Regions from separate parts of the Homo sapiens genome. Here region 2 is linked to region 1. Evidence: read pairs that join two places in POLR2A ChIA-PET (ENCODE). Cell type or tissue: CD4-positive, alpha-beta T cell. All regions are shown on one strand. Each heading gives the region's core, and the rest is flanking DNA. Links, peaks and the distances in the headings are about the cores only.

Region 1 (9,978 bases), core at 2,132-7,131:
AAAAAAAAAAAAAAAAAAAACTGGCCAGGTGCATTTGCTCATGCCTATAATCCCAGCATTTTGAGAGGCCAAGGCAGGAGGATCACTTAAGCCCAGGAGTTCAAGACCAGACTGGGCAATACAGTGAGATCCCATCTCCACAAAAAACAATTTTTTTAATTAGCTGGGTGTGGTGATGAGCACCTATAGTCCCAGCTACTAAGGAGGACCTCTTGAGCCGGGGAGGACTGCTTGGGCCCAGGAGGATTGCTTGAGCCCAGGAGGTTGAGGCTGCAGTGAGCCAAGATCATGTCACTGCACTCCAGCATGGGTGACACAGTGAGACCCTGTCCCCCCAACCAAAAAAAAAAAAAAAAAGCTACATTTCCCAGACTTTCCTTTACAGTTAGTATTGGAAATGCAAACAAGGTTCTGCTAGTTAGACAGCCTCTTATGAGATTTGTAAAGCAGAAGTGATAATGGAAGCTATCTTTCTGTTGCTGATTTAAGTGGTGAGCAATGACACAAAGAAGGTTTAGAAACAATTGTGATAGCCTAACTCTACTCACCAGATATAAAGGCAACTGGAAGAAGCTGTGGTACCAGATTCAGTGTTCCTATGACTACTTACCAGTTTGTTTCCTGACCTCTCAGTCACAGCTATGGGCTTATGTTCTTGAATATATTAATCTAGTGATAACCCTCTGATTCCAGCTCTTCCAGACCATGCAATGATTTTGTAAGTACCAAATTGCCTACCATAAGATATCTTTCTGCCTAAAAATCCTAGAATAGAGTTTGTTTCTTGCAAGGAGCTCTGAAAGAAACAATACTGTTCATTATGCTTAAAATATGCATTGCCTGTATTTTTCCTCTCCCTCATTTCAGAAGTCAAATACACAAGAATTATTCTACACTGCTATTATAAATTGAAATGCTTAGGTCCATGTGAAAAATTAAAAGTTCTCTTAGCCATAGTCAGAAATTATTTTATTTATAATATATGCTAATCATGAATCAATATAGAATATTAACACTCCTTACACTGATGATCCTGCTTTTCTTGGCTGAATAAATTTATATCAGTAACATACAAAGATACAGCTACTGTTGGTTTTACGGTTTTGGGTTTTATTTTGGGGCGGGGGGAGCAACAGGGTCTCACTCTGTCACCCAGGCTGGAGCACAACCCGAGCTCACTACAGCCTCAACCTTCCAGGCTCCAGAGATCTTCCTGTCTCAGCCTCCTGAGTTGCTGGGACAAAGGTGTATACCACCTCACCAGGCAATTTTTTTTTTTTTTCAGAGACAGGGTTTTTTTATGTTGTCCAAGCTGGTCTCAAACTCCAGGGCTCAAGCAATCCTCCCACCTTGTCCTCCCAAAGTGCTGGGATTACAGGAATGAGCCACTGTGCCTGGTCTGGGTTTTGTTTTTTTAGAGATAGGGTCTCATTATGTTGTCCAGGCTAGACTCAAGTCCTTTGGCTCAAGCAATCCTCTCACCTCAGCCTCCCATGTAGCTGGGACTAAAGCGCACACCACCATAGGCAACCTCTATTATCATTTAAAAAAACTATTCTTTTACTTTGATTATAAAAGGAATATATGATCATTGTAAAAAGTGTGGAAAATATAGAAACATTTTTAAATTGGGGGCTGGGCCCAGTAGCTTACATCTGTAATCACAGTGCTTTAGGAGGCTAAGGCACAGGATTGCTTGAGCCCAGGAGTTCACAACCAACCTGGGCAACAGAGCAAGACCCTATCTCTACCAAAAAAAATTTTTAAATTAGCTGGGCATGATGACATGTGCCTGTAGTCCTAACTACTCAGGAGGCTGAGGTGCGAGGCTTACTTGAGCCCTGGAGTTCGAGGTTACACCAAGTATGATCACACTACTGCACTCCATCCTGGGCAACAGAGGAGACTAAGAAAATTAAAAATAAAGAAATTAATAACCATCCCCCAAAACCAGGTACACTGAACAGTTGTACACGTACAATTTTGTATCCTACTTTAGCACTCTAACAATTGTTTTCCTTTGAAATCCTTTACAATGAATTACTAATAAAAGATATATGCAGATGTACCTAATTTAACGACTCTTTTTTGTTAAAAATTAAGGTAATTTTCAATTTTTTAAAATTATAACTAATGCTTCACTGAATACTTTTGGATAAAAAGCTTTCTGAAGGATAAATGTGTTATATCCATGCAATGGGACATTATTCAGCCATTAAAAGGAATGAAGTACTGATACATACCACAACATGGATAAACCTTGAACATATTATGCTAAGTGAAAGAAGCCAATTACAAAAGGCCACATATTTCCTACACGGCTGATGGAAACGTAAAACTATGCAGCCACTTTAGAAAACAGACTAGCAGTTCTGCAAAATATTAAACACAGAGTTACCATACAACCCAGCAACTCTACTCCTAGGTATATATACCCAAGATAAATTAAAACAAATCCATGCAAAAACTTGTACATGAATGTTCATATTTATAGCAGCATTATTCATAACTGAAATGTGCAAACAACCCAACGTCCATTCACTGATAAATGGACAAATAAAATACTGTATAAGCATTCAACAGAATAATATTCAGCCATAAAAGAGAATGATGGGCCTGGCGCAGTGGCTCACACCTGTAATCCCAGCACTTTGGCAGGCCGAGATGGGCGGATCACCTGAGGTCGGGAGTTCAAGACCAGCCTGAACAACATGGAGAAACCTCGTCTCCATTAAAAATACAAAATTAGCCAGGCATGGTGGCACAGGCCTGCAATCCCAGTTACTTGGGAGGCTGAGGCAGGAGAATCACTTGAACCCAGGAGGCAGAGGTTGCAGTGGGCCGAGATCACACCACTGCACTCCAGCCTGGATAACAAGAGCGAAACTCCATCTCAAAAAAAAAAAAGAGAATGATGTACTGATACATGCTATATGAATAAATCTTGAAACATTATGCTAAATGAAAAAAGCCAGACACAAAAGGTCACATATCGCATGATTCCACTTACATTAAATGTCCAAAGAGGCAAATCTAGAAAGAGAAAATATGTAAACGGCTATCAGAGGATGTGGGGAGGGAAGAACAGAAATGACTACTCATTTTGTTTTGGGGTGATGAAAATATAAAATTAGTAGCAACGGTTGTACAACACTGACTTATGTAAAAAAGGTGATTTTGGCCAGGCGCAGTGGCTCATGCCTGTAATCCCAGCACTTTGGGAGGCCAAGGCGGGCAGATCACCTGAGGTCAGGAGTTCGAGACCAGCCTGAACAACATGGAGAAACCCCATCTCTACTAAAAATACAAAATTAGCCAGGCATGGTGGCACATGCCTGTAATCCCATCTACTCGGGAGGCTGAGGCAGGAGAATCGCTTGAACCCGGGAGGTGGAGGCTGCGGTGAGCCGAGACTGCACCACTGCACTCCAGCCTGGGCAACAAGAGTGAACCTCCATCTTAAAAAAAAAAAAAAAGGGCCAGGTGCAGTGGCTCACACTTGTAATCCCAGGACTTTGGGAGGCCAAGGCAGGCGCATCACGAGGTCAGGAGATCAAGACCATCCTGGCTAATATGGTGAAACCCCGTCTCTACTAAAAATACAAAAACATTAGCCAGGCATGGTGGCGGGCACCTGTAGTCCCAGCTACTCGGGAGGCTGAGGCAGGAGAATGGCATGAACCCGGGAGGCGGAGCTTGCAGTGAGCCGAGATCGCGCCACTGCACTCCAGCCTAGGTGACAGAGCAAGATTCCATCTCAATAATAATAATTTTAAAAAGGTGATTTTTTATGTGAATTATCTCAATTAGGGTGTCATTAAGGAAGGAAAATAACCTCCTCTCCCCCCAAAGAAGAAAAAAAAAGGTTACTTCCTTAGAATAATCTCTCAGAAGTGGAAATACACACAAATATGCCAAAGCGCTTTTGAAACAGGTTCCAGATTTATACTACCTCCAACAACATATTTAGTACCTGTGTCATCACTGTACTCAGGTCTGAACAAGCACCATTCCTTAAACCTTAAATCTGATAAGAGAAACTTGCTATTGTTTATTACTTTAAAAATGAACACTTTCTCCCCATATCTTAATCATAAACTTTTCAAATGGTCAGTTCTTAGCCTTTAAAAGTGACTTCTCTATGTATATAACACAAATGTTTCGATTTCTCAGGAAATGTAGAAATGGACTTTCTTACAATTTTGGTCAGCAATAATTAACTCATCCTAACTCAGTTCTATTTCAGCTTTTAACCTTAAAACTTTCCTTTAAGTCACATATTTTTAAAACAGTCCGAAAAACTACTCTCCTCCTTAGACAGGGAAATTAAAATTTCCCTGAAAGATCACTACCTGGGTTATACATGTTTCTAGTTTCCTGATGGCACTTAACTTTCAAGTGAAATGTCCAAGTGGCTCCCAAGACATTTTAAAACGATATGGTATTGTTGAAAGGAAATTAAACATTTATTAACATCTTATTCTACAAGCCAAATGCTTTATGTGCATTACTTCATTTAATCCTAACAAATGTATTACTCTCACTTAACTGAAAAGGAAAATGAAAATCACCAACGGTAAGAACTTGCCACGCAGCAAATATGCAGCAAAGTTAGAGATCAAATCGAGGTGTGTCTAAATTTCAAAGTCCATATTCTTTCTGCCACTTTACAATGCTTTCCAAGCTAAATGACTATGGAAAATCAGGCAAGACTTTGAATACTTGTTCTGCCACTTACTGTGTGACTAATTTCTAAACTTCTTCAGAGTAGAGTTTACAAAAACAAGGTCACTGTTCACAAAATAAATCTTAAAAGAGGAGGCTAAAAATTCACTGTGAGATGAAACTTTCTTTAAATACTATTTTTTCAACAGCAAAATGTATGGAATAATTCTAAACACTTTTCTAGAATTTGTTTCAAGATTCACTTTACCTTCCAACAGAGGCACTTGCATATCCACTCACAAACATGTAATGTAGATAAAAAACACTTCTTTAGGGGCTGTCAAGTCTCTTCTGTAGACCACAAATGCATCATTTCTCAGTAGAAAAGGCCACATCAACTACATTGCTCTTTACTCTTCTTTACCACATGAGAAATGTTTTCAGCAACATATACACCATTCAGGAAGTAGCACAAGGGGGTAAGAGAAAAAGCTACTGAAGAGAAAAAGACTGGAGGAGCTTGTGAGCAAGCAGTGATACAACACAGAAAGGACGAGGTTAAGAACAATAAAAATGAAGGCAAGACATCAGCGGTCTACTCTACCCCAGGTAATGGATATCACTGTGATCAAGGAAAAATCCTTAAAGGATCTTTGATTTGCTTTTACAATTGCTATTTAACGACCCAAACAACCACTTGACAAATTTGGAACTGGTGATTTCCAAAGAATGCAATATACCAATATATATGAGCAATTCTTCCACAAGGATTTTTCACATTCATAAAACAAAAATCAAAGGAAACATTAACATAAGAATTCTTACATGCTAAAATTTTTCCAAGAACTATTTCACTCCTCATTCTCACACATAAAAAGGGTAGCAATATCTAATAAAATTGTCATACTACAGATAGATGAAGGCCTTCAATAAAACACAGTTTTCTTCCAAAATTATTTTACTATTAAAGGATCAGTCGGACTTGGACAGACTAAAAAATATAAACTTATCTACAGGCTCATATTTTACCCTAGGGCTATTATTAAAATAATTCTGCTGTACATAGAATCCTGAATGGTTTTCATCAGCTAGTATAAAACAATCAGGCTATTGTGCAATGGTAAGAGGGCTCTTAAGAAAAAAATTACTGCTGAAAGTAATTCTTTTCTCCAGTTGACTTACCACATTCTACTCTCTATAAACACCATTGTTTTTAATCACAACTTTACCTACAGCTTTATCCTCGTCAAACAGAATTTTCACTTTCCAATATGACCCTTTCAAACTGAAGTAATAAAAAGTAATACTTTTATGATAATATTCGTTAAAGTGAAATGTCAGAGTCTATGTAAGATTTTGTGAAAAAACATATATTCATATTGAGGTATCTGGAAGGATGTTCATCAAAACATGACCACTGACTAGTTATTATATTTTAGGGTGGTAGGATTAAAACTTTTTCCTTAGCTTGTATATACTTTCTGATGTTCTACATTAAATACAGTTTGTGTGTGTGCATAAAAGAGAATAATTTCAGTTAAAGGGTAAGAAATGTAGACCCCATATTTTAATTCAGTAGCACCAGTTCAAATCCAGTTATTCAGAATTAACAAAGCAACTGTTGCTCAAAAAATGCCAATAAACTCCCGAGCCAACTAAGTTCAATTTTTCTTTGAGACAGGGTCTTGCTCTGTCATCCAGGCTGGAGTGCAGTGGTGTGAGCTCAGCTCACTGAAGCCTTGACATCCTAGGCTCAAGCAACCTCCCACCTCAGCCCCCAAGGAGCTGGGGTCATAAACACACTCATGCCCAGCTAATTTTTGTATTTTTTATAGAGATAGGGTTTCACCCTGTTGCCTGGGCTGATCTCGAACTCCTGTACTCAAGCAATCGCCCACCTCAGCCTCCCAAAGTGCCGGGATTACAAGCGTGAGCCAACCACTGTGCCCAGTCTCAGAGTTCAATTTTTAAACAATAATTTTTCTCCAGTCAGAAAATGCTGCCTGTAACTTTGTGTCTCTTTAAAGAACTGGGGGAGAAGGTAGAGGGAGAGTGTGGAAAACGGACTGGAATGTCCAGGTGACCACAGGAAAGGTAACAGGAAAAAACTTGAGAAAACAAGACAACACCATTTCATTGATTTGTAAAAGAAATCACAGAGTAGAAGAAAGTAAATTATCAGAGAAAGTAAGCAAGCACTTAAAGGGTAATAAGTAAAAGCAGAAAAAAAAGTTAAAAAAAATTGAACTCAGGAGTATTTATGTAAATTATTCTGAAAGGGGGGGGGGGAGGGCTGAGAAAATGCTATATAACAAACTGAATCAGTTCTGCTTTCTTGACCAGAAAAGTAACGCCTTTCAATAATCTTATTTAGCATAAGCAGTAAAACCAAGAACACTCTGTCAGAGGATCTGAAGATCTTTTGTGCCTGCTTTGGAATGAACTATTAGATACACAGTTAAACAATATACAAACATATAAATAGCACATTTTATGCAATAAATGAATCTAGAAGTAATCATCAGATGTAAAGAGAACATAACTTTGAAAAAGAAGGTAAAAGCACTGATATAACTCCACTGACCACCATAAAGAAATTTCTTTAAACCAAAATAAGTAATTCTACTAGACTAAACCATAAGAAATTGCCAATATTCACCAGGTGTGGTGGCTTACGCCTGTAATCCCAGAGCTTTGGGAGATCGAGGCATGCGCATCACTTGAGGTTGGGAGTTCAAGACCAGTCTGGCCAACATGATGAAACCCTGTTTCTACTAAAAATACAAAAATTAGTCGGGCGTGGTGGTGCACACCTGTAGTCTCACCTACTCGGGAGGCTGAGGCAGGAGAATCACTTGAACCTAGGAGGCAGAGGTTGCAGTGAGCCAAGACCAAGCCACTGCACTCTAGCCTGGGCAACAAACAGACTCTGTCTTTAAAAAAAAAAAAGAAGGGAGGGGAGAAGAGAGGAGAGGGGAGAGGAGAGGGGAGGGGAGGGGGAGGGGAGGGGAGGGGGGAGGGGAGGGGAGAGGAAAGGAAAGGAACTGCCAATATTCAAGCATTTTTTTTGTCTATAAAAACAACAATTTCATATGGTCCCACTGCCAGTGGTCTGCTGATAAATATTTGACCACCTCTTTGAGAAAAGGGCCCCTGATTTGTAGCTTCTGCAGTCTGCCATGCTGTAAATGTCCCACCATGGCCAGTTTCAAGCTACTAACATGATGTCACACATGGAGCTGGAGAGAGAGGCACAATCAGCTAACCAGTTCCAGCACAACACTGGCTCCACTTAACTACTCTGATCTAAGAATCATCACAACAGTTCCTAAATTTTCTCATCCTTTTCTAAAACAGGCTTTTATCGGAATAATCCAGTTTCTTTTCTAGGTTAGGAGAAATAGGCTTTTGACATTTTAAATTATTAATACACTAAAATCACTCACAAGGAAGAATAGGCCAGGCGCAGTGGCACACATCTGTAATCCCAGCACTTTGGGAGGCCCAGGCGGGATCTCCCAAATGTGGATCACATTCTCAACTAGCCTAGCCAACAAGGAGAAACCCCATCTCTACTAAAAATAAAAAATTGGCTAGCGTGGTGGCACACACCTGGAATCCCAGCTACTTGGGTGGCTGAGGCACAAGAATTGATAGGACCAAAGGCTGCAGTGAGTCCTGATCATGCCACTGAACTCCAGCCTGGGAGACAGAGCAAGACTCCATTTCAAAAAAAAAGTGGGGGGAATAGATGAAATTGGTACCTGGCTTTATCCTCTCAACACTTTTTTTTACTGAACACCTTTTGGTGCCAGTATTGTTTCGGGCATTGTAGACAGCAAGGAATAAGACAAAGGAAGTCCCTACTGTCATAAAAATTAATTTTAAAAAACACATAATTTCAAGGACTCACAAATGGCATGAAGAAATTAAAACAGTGATGGGGAGGACCTATTTTTAACTGAGTGGTGAGGAAGCAGGAGGTGATATTTAAGCTGAGATTGGAAAGGTAAAGGGCCAGGCTAAAAAACATCTGGGAAAACACCATTTCAAACAAAGGAAACAACCAGTGTAAAAGCTCTAAGCCAAGGCCAAGAATGGCATGTTTGAGAAACTGAACAGACTAACTTGGCCAGAGTGTAGTGAGCAAAGGTGAGATAATAGGCTGTTAGGGCCAAATTATGTACAGACTGTTGAGTTTGTATTTTCTGGGTGAGTACAGTTTATATCTTATTCTGAATGGGTTGAGAAACAACTTCACATAGTAGTTTGATAAATGTACTGAATGGAATAAATGAAGGCATAATGTCATGCATTATTTTAATGACCCCTTATGAGACTGGGGTCACACCTATTAATTGTATTCAGTTTTCTCAATATGACCACTTTGATTACTTAATAATCTAAACAGAACATTATGAAGTTAAAGTAGGATGGCGGGCATCAAACTATGAATACAGCTGAAATAAACTGAGTGGTAGGACTACACACCAGCTCAGAAACAAGGATCTCATTAATCCAAGATGGTTATGTGTGAAATGCTAACATATGAATTCAACTAGGTCAATGTCAAATTCTAATGAAAACTACCTAGTCTATAAAATAGATTATTTCAAAATTGTAAAGAAACACTTCTAGTGTGTCATCCAACATGATGATTTTATTTGGTATGTAAACAGGCTTTTTAAAAATTATAATGGTCGCCAAGTGCGGTGGCTCACGCCTGTAATCCCAGCAGTTTGGGAGGCCGAGGTGGGCGGATCATCTGAGGTCAGGAGTTCAAGACCAGCCTGGCCAACATGGTGAAACCCCACCTCTACTAAAAATACAAAAAAAAATAAAAAAATTAGCTGGGCATGATGGTGCATGCCTGTAATCCCAGCTACTAGGGAGGCTGAAGCAGGAGAATTGCTTGAAGCCAGGAGGCAGAGATTGCAGTGAACCAAAATTGCACCACTACATTCCCACCTGGGTGACAGAGCAAGTCTCCATCTCAAAAAAAAAAAAAAAAATTCTAATGGTCATGTTTATATGAGAGTCTAAATTGTATCTGCATATTACAAAAACTGTAAAGATATATATACACACCCACACACACATTGTGGCGATATGAAAGTCCCACAATACAAGTCAATAAAGACATAAATTATTGCATATTATACAAAAATGGGAAAATGTTTACACTGGTTTATCGAGAATAATTTATACTTGCACACAAACATTATCTCTTTAATTCACCAACTTCTAAGCCACCTATTTTAACAACTTATCTAAAAGATTTTTTTTTTTTTTGAAACAGGGTCTCATTCTGTC
Region 2 (9,978 bases), core at 2,536-7,535, 130 kb before region 1:
TATTATTTGGTGGGCGGGGGTGGGGACAGGATCTTGTTCTGTTGCCCAGGCTGGGGTGCAGTGGTACAGTCATAGCTCATTGCAGCCTCAACCTCAAGTGATCTCCCACCTCGGTCTTCTGAGTAGCTGAGATTACAGGTGTGCCCGGCTACTTATTTATTTTATTTTTTTAAAGAGAAATGAGATATCACTATATTCCCTGGGCTGGTCTTGAATTCCTGAGCTCAAGCAATCCTCCCACCTTGGCCTCCCCAAGTGCTGGCGTTACAGGCATGAGCCACTGTACCCAACCAAAGAATTATTTTATTTATATATATATATTTTTTAATTTATATATATTTTTTATTTATGTATACTTATATATGTGTATATATAAATAAAATATATTTTTTATTTATATATAAAATATATATTTATATATACGTATATATACATGTATATATACGTATACATATATATGTGTATATGTATACGTATATATACATGTATATATACGTATATATAAATATATATTTATGTACATATATGTGTGTGTGTGTGTATATATATATATATATTTTTTTTTTTTTTTTTTTTTTTTTTTTTTTTTTTTTTTTGAGAAGGAGTCTCGCTCTCTCACCCAGGCTGGAGTGCAGTTGCGTGATCTTGGCTCACTGCAACCTCTGCCTCCCAGGTTCAAGCAATTCTCCTGCCTCAGCCTCCTGAGTAATTGGGACTACAGGCGCATGCTACCACACCCGGCTAACTTTTTGTATTTTTAGTAGAGACAGAGTTTCACCGTGTTAGCCAGGATGGTCTTGATCTCCTGACCTTGTGACCCACCCACCTCAGCCAGAATTACTATAATTACAAAGAAATTAGAGAGATATTAAGACACTTTGAGTAAGTAAAATGTACATGAAATATACAAATTCATAGAAAACACAGCTTAACAAAACTATAACAAGATGGAAAACTTCATAGTCCTCTATTAAAGAAATTAAATCCTCTTTAAAAGCTTTTCCACAGAGAAAACTTCAGTCTTGGATGACTTTACTGGTAAGTTCTACCAAACACTTACAGAAGAAATAACAAAGTTGTATAACAAAATTTCAGAAGTAATAAGGATTTCTTTTTTCTTTTTCTTTTTTTTTTTTTTTGAGACAGAGTCTCACTCTGTCACCCAAGCTGGAGTGCAGTGGCACTGTCTTGGCTCACTGCAACCTCCGCCTTCCAGGTTCAAGCGATTCTCCTGCCTCAGCCTCCCAAGCAGCTTGGGATTACAGGTGCGCACCACTGCGCCCGACTGATTTTTGTATGTATTTTTTTTAGTAGCGACAGGGTTTGACCGTGTTGGCCAGGCTGTTCTTGAACTCCTGACCTCAAGTGGTCTGCCCACTTCGGCCTCCCAAAGTGCTGGGATTACAGGCGCCTGGCCAGGATTCCTTAAATAAGGTAAAAGAAAATGTAACTCTAAATGAAGTGATTGATATATTTGACTATACTAGAATGCATTCACCAAAAAACACCATTTACAAAAACAAAAAGCCTGTAGAGTTGGGAAATATATTAATTCATATAACCGTCAAAGGACAGGTGTCCAGGTATGTAAAGTACTTCTGTATACCAAAGAAAAGGAACACCCAATAGAAAAATGGGCAAAAACCTTAATGAAGCACTTCATAAAAGAAAAAATTATCTAATAAACATACAGAGAAGTGCTTTATCTCATTCTGTAAAACTCTGCATAGGTTCGGAATTGGCCATGGCGAAGTGTTAACTGTGCTGCTGTCTAATGTGGAATGTAGTGGCAGATGAACCTGGGAAGAGGAGAAACAAGAAAAGGGCTGAAAGGGGGAAGAGATGGTAGAAGAAAAAAAATACGTTGGATACAGTGGAACCACCAGGTGGCGCCACGCTACAATATGACTCTTGGAAGTCTCCTTTTAAAGAGAGAGCAAGGTAATTTCTTAGTCGTCATTGCAGATGTTTCTGCAGCCAATAGTGAAATATTTGACAAAATTGAAGCATTTCCAAACCAGGAAATGTCATAGAATTTTAGGTTCTAGTTGGATAATCTTTGGATAACAGTGAATGATAGTATGGTATTAGCAATACTCTAATATGTATATTGTTTGTAAATGTGGGCATAGGATTTGCAATACTCAGTAAGCATTGGATTTTTTCAGGGACCACAAGAGAAACCTACCAGAAAATACAAATGGTCCAACTCTGAATGGGAATGAAAAACATACCTGTACAAAATATGCACTAAAAAAAAAAAATCAGAAGTCTAACAATATATATTGAACAACTGTGTATTACAAAGACTCCCTGGCAAGTTCTCATCTGTTCTGACCAGTTGGTATTTTCAGCGTTCTTCTTTCACTTTGGCCATTTTGGTTGGTATGTAATGGTATTGTGGTTTTAGTTTGCATTTCCCTAGTTATTAGTGGGGTTGAGCACCTTTTTCATATTACTATAGGCCATTTCCTCTTTTATGAAATGCCTTTGTAAGTATTCTTTTCTAAATCGATTTCGAGGTGTTCTTTATATATTCTGGATCTGACTCCTTTGTCAGCTATACCTGTGGCAAATAGCTTGTCCCTCTCTGACTTGCTTTGTCATACACTTAATGGTGTCTCTTGAGAAGTTCTTAACTTTAAACTAGAGAAATGTATTATTCTTTTCCTTTATAGTTAGTGCTTTTTGTGTTGCAGGGTTTTTATTAAATCATTTTCTACTGACTTTTTTTTTTTTGAAATGGAGCCTTGTTCTGTAGCCTAGGCTAGAGTGCAGTGGCGCCATCTCAGCTCACTGCAGCCTCTGCCTCCTGGGTTCAAGTGATTCTCCTGCCTCAGCTTCCCGAGTAGCTGGATTTATAGATGTCCACCACCACTCCCGTCTAATTTTTGTATTTTTAGTAGAGACAGGGTTTCACCATGTTGGCCAGGCTAGTCTCAAACTCCTGACCTCAAGTAATCCACCCACCTCAGCCTCCCAAAGTGTTGGAATTACAGGCGTGAGCCACTGCACCCAGCCTTTGTGTTCTGCTTAAGAAGTCCTTACTCTAAGTTCATGATTATATTCTGTGTTACATTTTAAATGTTTTGCCTTTTAAATTTAGCTCTAAAACAGATCTGGAATAGATGTTTATGTGTAGTATGAGGTAGGAGTCAGGTTTCATTCCTCTACCTACAGATTGTTCCTGCACCATTTATTGAAAAGACATTTTGTCTAGTGCACTTCACTGCCATCTTTGCTGTAAATCAAGTGTCCATATATACTTGAGTGTCCAGTATACTTGAGTTTATTTCTGGGGTCTGTATTCTGTTTCATTAGCCTGTTTATTTCTCCATTTTCCAATACCACACTCTTAATTACTCTAGTATTACACATATCAATATCTTAATGAGAAAGTTCTCTAACCCTGTTCTCCTTTTTTGATGTCTTGTATCATTGTATTTCCAAAAAATTTTAGAACCAGCTTACCAACTTACACACAAGTACACTTACACATATGCATACAATTGCAATTTTCATTGTGATTTTCTTGAATCTATATATCATTTTGAAGGAGAGTAACATCTTGAAATTTAGTCTTCTGATCTATGAATGTAGTATATTTCTCCACTTAGATTTTCTATTGCTCTGTTTTATTGTTTTGGTTTAAGAGTTTCATACTTTTTATGTAAGATTTATTTTTAAGCAGTATGTTTGATGCTATTATAAATAGTAGCTTCTAAATTTTCAGTTGTTAATTATTCTCTCTTTTAAGAGATGGTTTCTTGCTCTGTTGCCCAGGCTGGAGTGCAGTGGTGCAATCACAGCTGACTATAGCCTCGACCTCCTCCAAGGTAGAAGGGACTACAAGTGCACACCACATGGACCCAGCTAATTTTTTAATGTTTTTGTAGAGACGGGGTCTACTAATTTTGCCCAAGCTGGTCTTGAACTCCTAGGCTCAAGTGATTCTCCTGCCTTGGCTTTCCAAAGTGTTGGGATTACACTTACGAGCCACTGTGCCCAGACTTTGATTATTTTTTGTCAAATAGAAATAAAATTGATTTTTTAATGTTGTTCCAGTGTCCAACAGTCTTACCAAACTCACTGAATCCTAATAATAATAATAATCTCAGATTTTCTATATAGACATGTAATCTGCAGCTAAAGGCAGTTCTATTTCTTCCTTTCTAATTCTTATGCCTTTTATTTTTTCAGTTACCCAGAACTTCCAATATAATGAATAGAAGTGATGATAGAGAAAAACTGTCAACAATAAATACACTGTGTGCAGTAAGTTTTATGTATTAACTCTTTGTCAGATTAAGAAAGTTCCCTTCGATTTATAATTTGCTGGAACTTTTTAATTATTAATAAATGTCAGACTCTATCAAATGCTTTTTCTGCATGTATTGAAATAATTGTGGGTTCTTGCTCCTTTATTCTATTAACATGTCCCAATTACTATGGCTGTGTAACAAATCAACCCAAAATTTAGTGGCATGAAACAACCATTTATTATGCTTGTTTATTGTTCAGGAATTTGCACAGGGTTTAGAAAAGCTGGCTTTTCTGTGCTCCACAGTGATTAAGGCCTTAGCTGAAAGATTCAGGCTCAGGACAGGAATTATTTGAAAGCTCATAGCTGAGAGTTAATGCTGGCTGTTGTTTGAGGCCTCTATTCCTGACCACGTGAACCTCTCCATGTGATCTCTCCATATGGGCTGTTTTGGCCTGCCTCAGATCATGGAGGTTGAGTTTCAAGGGCAAGTATCGCAAAAGAGAGAGCCAGGCAAGCTGTATCACAGTGTGTCACCCAGGTTCAGTGACAGGGAAGCAGAGGAAATTGTTGATAAAAAGTAACAAGGTTCTAGAAGACCATGTCAGAGAATATTGCTGTGGCTGTTTTTGAAAAATACAGTCTGCCACCCTGGTGTCCTAGTAGTCATGCCCTTTGCCATTTTCTACTGTATCATCCCCTTGGTTATGATTGAGACCTGTGAGTTGCTTCACAGCAATAGAAAATGGCAAAGGTGGTGTAATGTAGCTGCACGATTATGTTACACTGTATAAGACTCCATCTTGCTAGCAAACTAGCTCTAGGCTCTCCTTGGCTTAATGAAGTGCACATGTTGAGGAGGCACATGGGGACATGAACTGCAGGAGGCCTCTAGGAGCTAAGGGAGGACTGCAGCCAATAGTCAGCAAGAAGCCAGAGCCCTCAGCTCCCCAGCCACAGGAAATAGATTCTGTTAACCATTTGCGTGAGATCGAAAGTGGCTTCTTCCCTAGTTAAGCCTAGACAAAAACAGGCTACAGTTCAGTGATCTCTGAAGGTAGTACTGAAAAATTCAGTGTCCTGTTGGATAAGGTGCTCATCCTTTCTAAATTTCAGTTTCCTAATTTTTAATGACAATATTGTTATCTGTAGGGGTTCAAATAAAGTCCATTCCATTCTGATTGGGAGAGCACAGTGTATATTTTACACTGGAATACTTGAAATGCATTTTATATAACATTTAAAATACATATTTCAAAAATATTTCTTTAAATTATCAATATTAAAAGTAATATTATTTAAATTATTATCAAATAAAATCTCTCTGTCAACAACAGAAAACCCAATTTAAAATGGGCAGAAGGTCGAGCAATGCCTGTAATCCCAATACTTTGGGAGGCCAAGGCAGGAGGATATCTTGAGTTCAGGAGTTTGAGACTAGCCTGGGCAACATAGAGAGACCCCATCTCTACAGAACATTTTAAAAATTAGCCGGGCATGGAGGCGCGTGCCTGCAGTCTCAGCTACTTTGGAGGCCATTCAGGAGCGTCACTTGATCCTGGGAGGTTGAGGCTGCAGTGAGCCGTAATCACACCACTGCACTTCAGCCTGGGTGACAGAGGGAGACTCTGCCAAAAAGGGGTTGGGGGCAGCAAAAATGGCCGAGCACTGTGGCTCACACTAGAATCCCAGCACTTTGGTAGGCTAAGGCAGGAAGATTACTTGAGCCCAAGAGTTCACGACCAGCCTGGGCATCATGGTGAGACCCTGTCTCCACAAAAAATTTAAAGATTAGCCAGGCGTGGTGGCAGATACCTGTAATCCCAGCTACTCAGGAGGCTGAGGTGGGAGGATCGCTTCAGCCCAAGAGATGAGGCTGCAGTGAGCCCTGATTTTGCCACTGCACTCCAGCCTGGGTGACAGAATGATACCCTGTCTTTAAAAAAAAGGTAAAAGATTTGAATAGATATTTCTCCAAAGAAGATAACAGTTGGCCAACAAGCACATGAAAAGTGGTTCAGTGTCACTAATCCACAAGTCAAAATCACAACAAAATACCACCTCACACCCATGAGGATGGTTACTGTCAAAAAAATTGAAAATAACAATTGTTAGAGAGCATGTAGAGATATTAGAAGTCATGTACACTCTTGATGGGAATGTAAGTAATGCAACTGCTTTGGAAAATAATATGTAAGTTCCTCAAAATATTAAACATGGAATTACCATATGATCCAGCAGTTCCACTTCTGGGTACATATATATGTGTGTGTGTGTATATATACATATATGTGTATATATATGTGTGTGTGTATATATACATATATGTGTATATATATATATGTATATATGTGCAAAAGAATTGAGAGTAGGGTCTCAAAGAGATATTTGTACACCCTTGTTCATAGCAATATTATCAGCAATGGCTAAGGTGGAAGCAACCCAAGTGCCCATCAGTGGATGAATGGATAAAATGCTGGATGCATACAATGAATGAAACATTATTAACCTTGAAAAGGAAAGAAATTCTGACATGCTGCAAAATGGATGAACCTTTTTACAATTGTTTTAATTTTTTTTCTTTTTCTTTTTTTTTTTTTTTTTTTTTTTTGAGACGGAGTTTCGCTCTTGTTGCCCAGGCTGGAGTGCAGTGGTGTGATCTTGGCTCACTGCAACCTCCGCCTCCTGGTTTCAAGTGATTCTCCTGAGCCTCCCGAGTAGCTGGGATTACAGGCATGCACCACCATGCTCGGCTGATTTTTGTATTTTTAGTAGAGACAGGGTTTCTCCATGTTGGCCAGGCTAGTCTTGAACTCCCAACCTCAGGTGATCCGCCCACCTCGGCCTCCCAAAGTGCTGGGATTACAGGCGTGAGCCACCATGCCCAGCCAATTGTTTTAATTTTTAATTTTTTTTTTTTGAGATGGAATCTCGTTCTGTCACCCAGGCTGGAGTGCGGTGGCACGATCTCAGCTCATTGCAACCTCCGCCTCCCACATTCAACTGATTCTTCTGCCTCAGCCTCCCTGAGTAGCTGGAATTACAGGCATGTGCCACCATGCCCAGCTAATTTTTGTATTTTTAGTAGAGACGGGGTTTCACCATGTTGGCCAGGCTGGTCTCGAGCTCCTGACCTCAGGTGATCTGCCCACCTGGGCCTCCCAAAGTGCTGGGATTACAGGTGTGAGCCACTGCACCCAGCCAATTTTTTTAATTTTTAACTTTTGTGGGTACATAGGTATATATATTTATGGGGTACATGAGATGTTTTGATACAGGCATGCAACATGAAATAATCAGAGGGAGAATGGGGCATCCATTCCCTCAAACGTTTATCTTTTATATTACAAGCAATCCAATTACACACTTTTATTTAAAAATGTATATTACTGACTGTAGTTACCCTATTGTGCTGTCAAATAGTAAGTCTTACTCATTCTAACTATGTTTTTGTACCTCTGGTAACCACCCTTCTACTCTCTATGTCCATGAATTCAATTGTTTTGATTTTTAGATCACACACGTGAGAACGTGTGATGTTTGTCTTTCTGTGCCTGACTTATTTCACTTAACGTAATGATCTCCAGTTCCAACCATGTTGTTGCAAATGACACGCAGGATCACATTCTTTTTTATAGCTGAATAGTATTCCATTGTGTATATGTGCCACTCAATTTTTTTTTTTTTTTTTTTTTTGAGGCAGGGTCTCTGTCACCCAGGATGGAATGCAGTGGCGTGGTCTTGGCTCACTGCAACCTCCACCTCCTGGGCTCAAGTGATCCTCCCACCTCAGTCCCCCGAGTAGCTGGGACCACAGGCATGTGCCACTACGCCCAGCTAATTTTTGTATTTTTAGTAGAGACAAGGTTTTTGTCATGTTGCCCAGGCTAGTCTCAAACTCCTGAGCTCAAGCTGTCTGCCTGCCTCAGCCTCCCGAAGTGCTGGGATTACAGGCATGAGCCACCGCGCCTGGCCTGTGCTACGTTTTCTTTATCCATTCATCTGTTGATGGACACTTAGGTTGCTTCCAAATCTTAGCTTTTATGAGCAGTGCTGTAACAAACATGGGAGTGCAGATATCTTTCCTTTGTTTTGGGTATATATACCCAGCAGTAGGATTGTTGGATCCTACTGTTGGATGGTAGCTCTATTTTTAGTTTTTTGAGGAACCTCCAATAGTTCTCCATAGTGGTTGCACTAATTTACATTCCCACCAACATTGTACAAGGGTTGCCTTTCCTCCACATTTTTGGCATTTGTTATTGCCTGTCTTTTGGATATAAGCCATTTTAACTGAGGGTGAGATGATTTCTCATTGTAGTTTTGATTTGTTGCCATTTGTATGTCTTTTGAGAAATTTCTATTCAAACCATTTGCCCATTTTTTTTATTGTATTAGATTTTTTCCTATGGAGTTGTTTGAGCTTCTATATATTCTGGTTATTAATCCCTTGTCAGATGGGTAGTTTGCAAATATTTTCTCCCATTTTGTGGGTTGTGTCTTCACTTTGTTGATTGTTTCCTGATTGTTTCCTTTGCAGTGCAGAAGATTTTTTTTTTTTTTTGAGATGGAGTCTTGCTCTGTTGCCCAGGCTGGAGTGCAGTGGCATGATCTTGGCTCACTGCAAGCTCCACCTCCCAGGTTCACGCCATTCTCCTGCATCAGCCTCCCAAGTAGCTGGGACTACAGGCGCCCGCCACCACACCTGGATAATTTTTTGTATTTTTCAGTAGAGACGGGGTTTCGCCGTGTTAGCCAGGATGGTCTCAATCTCCTGACCTCGTGATCCACCCGCCTCGGCCTCCCAAAGTGCTGGGATTACAGGCGTGAGCCACCGTGCCCGGCCCAGAAGATTTTTAACTTGTTGTGATTCCATTTGTCCATTTTATTTTATTTTATTTTATTGAGACAGAATCTCACTCGGTTGCCAGGCTGGAGTGCAGTGGCGCGATCTCGGCTCACTGCAGGCTCCACCTCCTAGGTTCAAGTGATTCTCCTGCCTCAGCCTCCAGAGTAGCTGGAACTACAGGTGTGCGCCACCATGCCCAGCTAATTTTTGTATTTTTATTAGAGACAAGGTTTCACCATGTTGGCTAGGATGGTTTTGATCTCTTGACCTTGTGATCCACCCACCTCAGCCTCCCAAAGTGTTGGGATTACAGGTGTGAGCCACCACACCCGGCCCCATTTGTCCATTTTTGCTTTGGTTGCCTGTGCTTGTAGGGTGTTGCTCATGAAATTTTTGCCTAGACCAATGTCCTGGAGACTTTCCTCAATGTTTTCTTGTAGTCGTTTCATAGTTTGAGGTCTTAGTTTTAAATCCTTAATCCATTTTGATTTGATTTTTTTATATGGTGAGAGGTGTCTAATTTCATTCTTCTGAATATGGAAATCCAGTTTTCCCAGCACCATTTATTGAAGAGACTGTCTTCAGTGTATGTTCTTGGCACCTTTGTTGAAAATGAATTCACTCTAGGTGCATGGACTTCTTTCTGTGTTCTCTATTCTGTTCCATTGGTCTTTGTCTGTTTTTATGCCAGAACCATGTTCTTTTGGTTACTATACCTCCATAGTATAATTTGAAGTCAGGTAATGTGATTCCTTCTGTTTTGTTCTTTTTGCTTAGGATAAGCTTGGCTGTGCTGAGTCTTTTGTGGTTCCATATAAATTTTAGGATTTTTTTTTTCTATTTCTGTGAAGAATGTCATTGGTATTTT

What was found. Peaks named below come from ENCODE experiments on the same cell type or tissue, not always from the same donor. Only the 100,000 strongest peaks of a DNase experiment are listed, where the experiment ranks them.
Region 2: POLR2A ChIA-PET joins it to region 1 with 7 read pairs; 8 of 35 experiments call an interaction of 5 or more read pairs at or near these places.

The regions. Positions count from the first base shown.
Region 1 is chr5:131,276,428-131,286,405 of GRCh38, reverse strand. All of the region lies in intron 1 of CDC42SE2 (CDC42 small effector 2), which reads right to left. Among named protein-coding and RNA genes, the nearest start is that of CDC42SE2, 17 kb to the right of the region's middle. In CD4-positive, alpha-beta T cell, for the core only: no CTCF peak of the experiment used is centred there; DNase peaks (open chromatin) are centred at 4,645 and 5,075; H3K4me3 peaks cover 3,253 bases; H3K27ac peaks cover 4,347 bases.
Region 2 is chr5:131,409,368-131,419,345 of GRCh38, reverse strand. LOC105379173 (a long non-coding RNA gene) reads left to right here. Exons shown (of 3, transcript XR_007058929.1): 2 at 2,169-4,275. Among named protein-coding and RNA genes, the nearest start is that of CDC42SE2, 150 kb to the right of the region's middle. In CD4-positive, alpha-beta T cell, for the core only: no CTCF peak of the experiment used is centred there; a DNase peak (open chromatin) is centred at 5,175; H3K27ac peaks cover 936 bases.